2 separate regions of the Homo sapiens genome follow, and region 2 is linked to region 1. Evidence: chromatin contacts called from ENCODE Hi-C data. All regions are on one chromosome and are shown on one strand. The core of a region is the stretch at or near the end of the contact, and the rest is flanking DNA. Distances in the headings are between cores, read along the strand shown.

Region 1 (2,700 bases), core at 101-2,600:
GCTCTGATTTGGGGATCGTCTGAGTAGAAGAGTAATATGACTAAGTTGTGTTTGGCAAGAGTGGATCTGAGTGCGTAGAGCAGACAGAAAGGAGAGTGGAAAGGAAAGGCCACCAGTTGGGAGGCTGATGTCCTAGTCTGTGTGAGAGATGTCTCTGATCTCAGACCAAGACAGTGTCAGTGGGAGAAAAAGTGACACGTGCAGGTGGTGCTACAAGTTGAGAATCAGTCAGACCTGGTAAGTCTTCCTTGGTTTTGGAGAGAAAAGGGAGAGAGATCAAAGAAGAGGGAGGAGGCAAAATAGTTTGAGGGTCTCCCATGAGGAAACAAAGTGGAGGACACACAGTGATGGCAGGAGGGCATGACAGAACTGGGGAAGCTTCTCAGCATGGATTCAGACCCAGAGAGTTCACAGTCACGGCAGTCCAGCCCAGACCCGGAGGTGCTGATCTAGGGCTCGGGGGAGAGGTCCTGCGTGAGAGGTCAAGGCTTGAGGACAGGTGACATCTTTGGGAGACGAGTATGAAAGAAAGCCACAGGGTCAAGGGCTGGCTGTCTCAGAAGGAAGAGAAAGAAGCCTACCCTGGAGGCAGAGCGGAGCTATGGGAGAAGTGCGGGGAGAGAAAGGATCCTGGTGTAGTGACTCCAGAGTCACAAAGGAGCGGGTGGTCATATCAAATGTTGCAGGGAGTCAAGGAGGGGTAGGACCCCCATGAGGCCTCTCATCTCAGGACTGGTAAGTCACGGGTGACCTTTTAGAGAAGAGCTGAGACAGAAGCCAAGCACTGGGAGTTAAACTGCTGGGTGGGTGGCAAAGACATGTTAGAGCAGGTGTGTCTCGCTTATTCAAGGTGTCACACAGAGGCGAGAGGGGCGCCCTGTGCTGCGTGACTGCCGCTGGGGCTCCCAGGGCAGCACATCCAATACCTCCATAAAGACCCCACCCAATCCAGTCTCTTCATAGGACTTACCAGCTCTAACCCAGGGAAAGACAGGAAGAAAGTTATATTTGTACCATTTCCCAAGAACTGTCTTTGTAGAGGAGAAAGACTAATTTACTACACAGTCAGAGGGAAGGTGGGGAGGTGGAGGGTCATAAAGAAAAAGGAGGTGGTTACTTGTTGAAGGGAGGTGGGTGGGGATTACTTTCTGCAGGGCCAAGAATCTGAAAAAAAAAAAGTTGAGCCTCGGGGAAAATGTCACAGATCTCTGCTCCAAGTGAATGTCCCTCAGGCCAGTCATTAAAAACACCCTGGCTGTAACCCTGCTCTTTTCATGTAAGCCAAGAGCCAAACGGCTGTTTGTACCCACTGTCCCTCATGCCATCTGGCAACATGTCAAGCAATTCAACAACTGTGTGTCCTTCCCTGAAACCAGAGAGCCGACGTTTCTCTCCGGTAATCTCCTGTCACTTTCTGCCGCCCTCAAAGTAGGCCTGAGCTATGTATAGCTGGGCAGTTGGCATGTGATGTGTTCACGAAGGAGGCTGGCTCAATGAAGGGACGGCTATTTTATGGGGTTCAAGCGAGTATCGGGGGCCTCTTTAGGGCTGGAATAGGTGGCCTCTGAAAGAGCCTTCGGGGAGAGAGAGGCTGTTGATTGTTTTTATTGGCATTTTGGACTATCACGTTGGTCAATGCCAAGGAAAAGACCCAAGGGAAGATGCTATGTATTTTTTCCACCCCACAATTCTGAGAGGCTATATAACAACAACAATTTTTAAAAAAGCACTTACTGGGTGTTTACTATATGCCAGCTATTGCTCCAACTGCCTTACAAGAATTATCTTATTGAATCTCTACAAAACCCTCATGAGGTAGAGGCTTGCAGATGAGGAAATAGAGGCACAGAGTGGTTAACCAACTTGCCTGGGGACACACAGAGCTTAAGTGACCCAGCTAGGATCTCAACCCTGACACTCTGGCTCCAGAGCCCGAACTTTCATCTGTTACCTTTTGTTCCTATACCTGGGCCTCTGAGGGACCTGGGCCCAAATCCTGGCTTTGCAACTTATCAGCTGTGAGACTCTGGGCAAGTCACAACTTAACTGATCTTCAATTTCCTTAGAGATCCAATCTCACAGGAGTATCATGTATACAAGTACGTAGTGAAAGTTCCCTACCAATTAACTACAGGGCAAACCCCACTACACTAAGTCAGTGGTTTTAGAACCTGGGTGCACATCAGCATTCCCTGGAGGGGCAGCCAGTAAAAAGAGATTGCTGGGCCCACCCCAGAGTTTCTGATTCAGCAGGTCTGGGATGGGACCCAAGAATTTGCATTTCTGCCAGGGTCCCAGGTGCTGCTGAGGCTGCCAGTCTCGGGCCCACACATTGAGAGCTGTGGCTCTTCCAGTCTCTAACACAAAATCACAATCTTTTATTGCGTAGCATTTTGCCATGTCCAAACTGACAGAATGAGGGAAGCTGTCCCTGAAGGCCAGGTTTGTTTTGTTTTATCTAAAAATATTATTGCAATGGAATTTTTAAAGAGTGAATTTGACTGACATGGGGCAAGGCCATGCCCTTTACCAATTTTTCTCAACAGAATTCTGTGCCCCAGAGCCTGTGAAAATGCAGTCTGGAAGCCCAGGCCCTGACCTCCTCTGGTAGTCCCTCCCTCAAACTCTCCTTGGGAAAAAGTTTCACATGATACTCAGTGCTTTCTGGAGCCAGAGAGATCATCCCTTTTTAAACTAACC
Region 2 (2,881 bases), core at 363-2,862, 57 kb after region 1:
TGGATCCTTGGGTAGCAGGCATGGCGGCGTGTCTTTGAACTCAGCAGTTCCAGTAGTGGCTTTCTGGAGGCCCATCCTAGAATCCCGTCCTCCCACCCTTTCAATCACTTTGTATTACTTCATTTTCTGTATTGCATTTCTGTGTGCTTATAATAACCAACTTTCTGTATTCTGCATAGAACACTGCCTCTACGAGGTCATAAACAATGAAGAAATTCCTGTCTTGCTTGCCACTAACCTAGGTGCAGAACTGAGGGCCCCAACAGTAGTGGAGAGTGGGAGATAATGAAGGGAAAACCAAGCCAGGAAGTGGCAGGGCCAGGGGAAGGGAGTATGCTGTTACATGTGCTGTTACACTTGGTTGTGGGGAGAACTCAGAGAGGCTTTCCAAATATATACAAGGATGTCATCATGTTTACTGGAATGTAAAATGTTCATAGTGCCTAGGCTTGTCATTAAAAACAAGAATGGGCTTGGACTACATAATGAGCAGAAATACCTATTAATCTAAGTCCTCGTCTGGAAAAAGTGTAGAGGAGGTGGGCACCACTTATTAAATGTATCTTATGTTTTATAAACCAGCTGACAAAGTGATAAAAGTAAGGTGTAAGATTGTGCACAAAAAGCTTGTATTTGCATAAAATCAAACCTCAGGTTTTCTGGCTATGGATTATACCCATTGCTGAGAAGTTTAATTTACCAGCTGTTTACAGCATGTTATTCAAATAACCTATAAGTTGCCGGCACAGCAATGTATTGCATTTCTAGGACATACTGTAGATTCTTGCAACTGTTGTTCAGTGTAAATTCTACTTTACAGTATCTGAAAATTGCCTACAGTTCTGTACCCAGTTTGGACATGACTATCTGGCAAAAGAAATAAGCTGGAGAGTTGAAGAAGGACAATTAGACTTTTTGGAAAAGCTGAAAATTAAAAGGTGAAGTGCTGTGTTGGACAAAAGCAAGACCACCAAGGCCACTTGGAGAAGAGCGGAGTGGCCTTGGACTCTGGATAAGCTGGGAAACATCCTCCCAGTGTTTTCTGCAAGTGTTCATTCCTGCCCATCTGTTCTGTGCAATACATAAGTGCCCCACTTATGTTGTTTGCACAGAACCTACTCTGTGGTGAAATGCCAGGTTCTGGCTGCATGCTTTCCCAACAGTCCCTTCTTCTGTCACTCCAGAGTTGGGTGTGTGTCAGGGGTCCCCAGGCGCTCAAGGTTTCATTGACAATTCATTAGAGAGATTCACAGGACTCAGAAAGCTGTTGTACTGATGGTTACAGGTTATTCCAGCAAAAGGATATAGATTAAAATTAGCAAAGGGAAAAGATACATGGGGCAAAGTCCAGGAGAAACCAGGTGCAAGCTTCCAGATGTTCCCTCCCAATAGAGCTGCACAGGATGTATTTAATCCTCTCAGCCTCAGTGTGTGATAACACATATAAAGTGTTGCCAACTAAGGAAGCTCACCCAAGCCTTGGTGTCTAGAGTTTTTATTGGGGATCTGTCATGTAGGCATGCTGTACCTGTGTGACTGGTTTCAGCTACTCAGACTCCAGCACTCCTAGACCAAAAGCAAGTGTTTGCCACAAGTCACATTGTTAGCACAATCTGATCCAACTGGTAACATGTGACCCAAGGCCTCAAGCAAACAAAATGTCCCTTATCAGGCAGAATATCCAGGGACTCAGAGCTTATCTCCCGGAAACTGGCCAAGGGCCATTGCGGAAATCAGGCCTTTCTTGGGAATGTATAGGGTTTGAGCAACTCAGATCTCCTGAGCTAACACTTTCCTTCCCAGCAAGAAGGGGTAGTTTGGAGGCAGAGGGACTTTTTCTGGCCAGTGGCCTCAGGACTGAAGCCTTTCTGCATAGAGACTCAGCTCCCCACAATAGCAGTGTTTTGGTAACCATGAGCATTTGGTCAGACCATCTGTGCTGGGCATAAGGGTTGATAGTGTCCACACTACCTATGCTACTGCTGAGAGTGGGAAACCTGCTGGGGGATTCCTTCAAGGATGAGTCATCCTCAAGGGGCCTCAACCCTTTGTCCCCACCGAGCATCACTCCTAAGTGCTACCCATTTCACCCTTAAACATTACTCAGACCTGCCCTTCCTCTGAGCCTCTGCCAGCATTACCTAGTCCAGATCAACGTCATCCTTCACTTGTACCATTGCAGCAGGCTCCTCCCCAGCCTCCTGGCCCACTGTCATCCCACTACAGTCAGAGTGAGCTTTAATGAAACTAAGTCTCCCCTTCAGTGGCTCCCCATGGCCTGTAGGATGAAATCCAAGCTCCATGACTCTGAATGGAACATTCTCTTGCCCCTACTCCAGCCTCTTGTCTCCTCTGCCTCTCAAGATTGCCTTTGACAATCCAAATTGCTTGTAGATCTCAGTATAGAGCTTGTTGTTTCTGTCTGTTGTTTCTTTGCACCAAGAGCCAATCATAATCCCAAAAGACACAATCTCAAATGTGATAATCCCACATGTTGAAATCCCCAAAAATCAAAATCACAAAATTACAATTCTGGGAAAAGTAATTTTAAAATTAGTTTAAAGATATTTTATTTGAGATACATATAAAAATGACAGAACACTCACAGGCCACTTTATACAATAAAATAGATAAAAGTAATACATTTTTGCAATCATAACTACTCAGGTATACTGACAGTCACATCGTGATGAGCAGACAACTGTATTCATAAAGAAATAGGTCAAAAAGTGAAATGTATATATAAATATCATTATGGTTGGTAATTGTGTACACCCAGTCTCATAACTGTAACCATCTGAAATACTGTGATAAACAACCTAAGTCTTTTGATGAAATAGATCAAAAAATGCAATGGGTCACCAACTCATCATATGCACTT

Evidence for each region. Hi-C counts contacts between places; a loop is a spot of excess contacts on that map.
Region 2: a loop to region 1 is called in a map of endothelial cell of hepatic sinusoid, with 5 times the contacts of the local background. The contact joins two enhancer-like sites. A Hi-C loop is called at or near these places in 1 of 168 maps with a recorded cell type or tissue (endothelial cell of hepatic sinusoid).

Annotation. Positions count from the first base shown.
Region 1 is chr1:115,752,726-115,755,425 of GRCh38, forward strand. All of the region lies in intron 1 of CASQ2 (calsequestrin 2), which reads right to left. Among named protein-coding and RNA genes, the nearest start is that of CASQ2, 15 kb to the right of the region's middle. Within about 2 kb of position 1,351, at least 6 of the 41 ENCODE cell types and tissues checked have a DNase peak (open chromatin) inside an H3K27ac peak, as active enhancers do.
Region 2 is chr1:115,809,704-115,812,584 of GRCh38, forward strand. No RefSeq gene overlaps it. Among named protein-coding and RNA genes, the nearest start is that of NHLH2, 30 kb to the right of the region's middle. Within about 2 kb of position 1,613, at least 4 of the 41 ENCODE cell types and tissues checked have a DNase peak (open chromatin) inside an H3K27ac peak, as active enhancers do.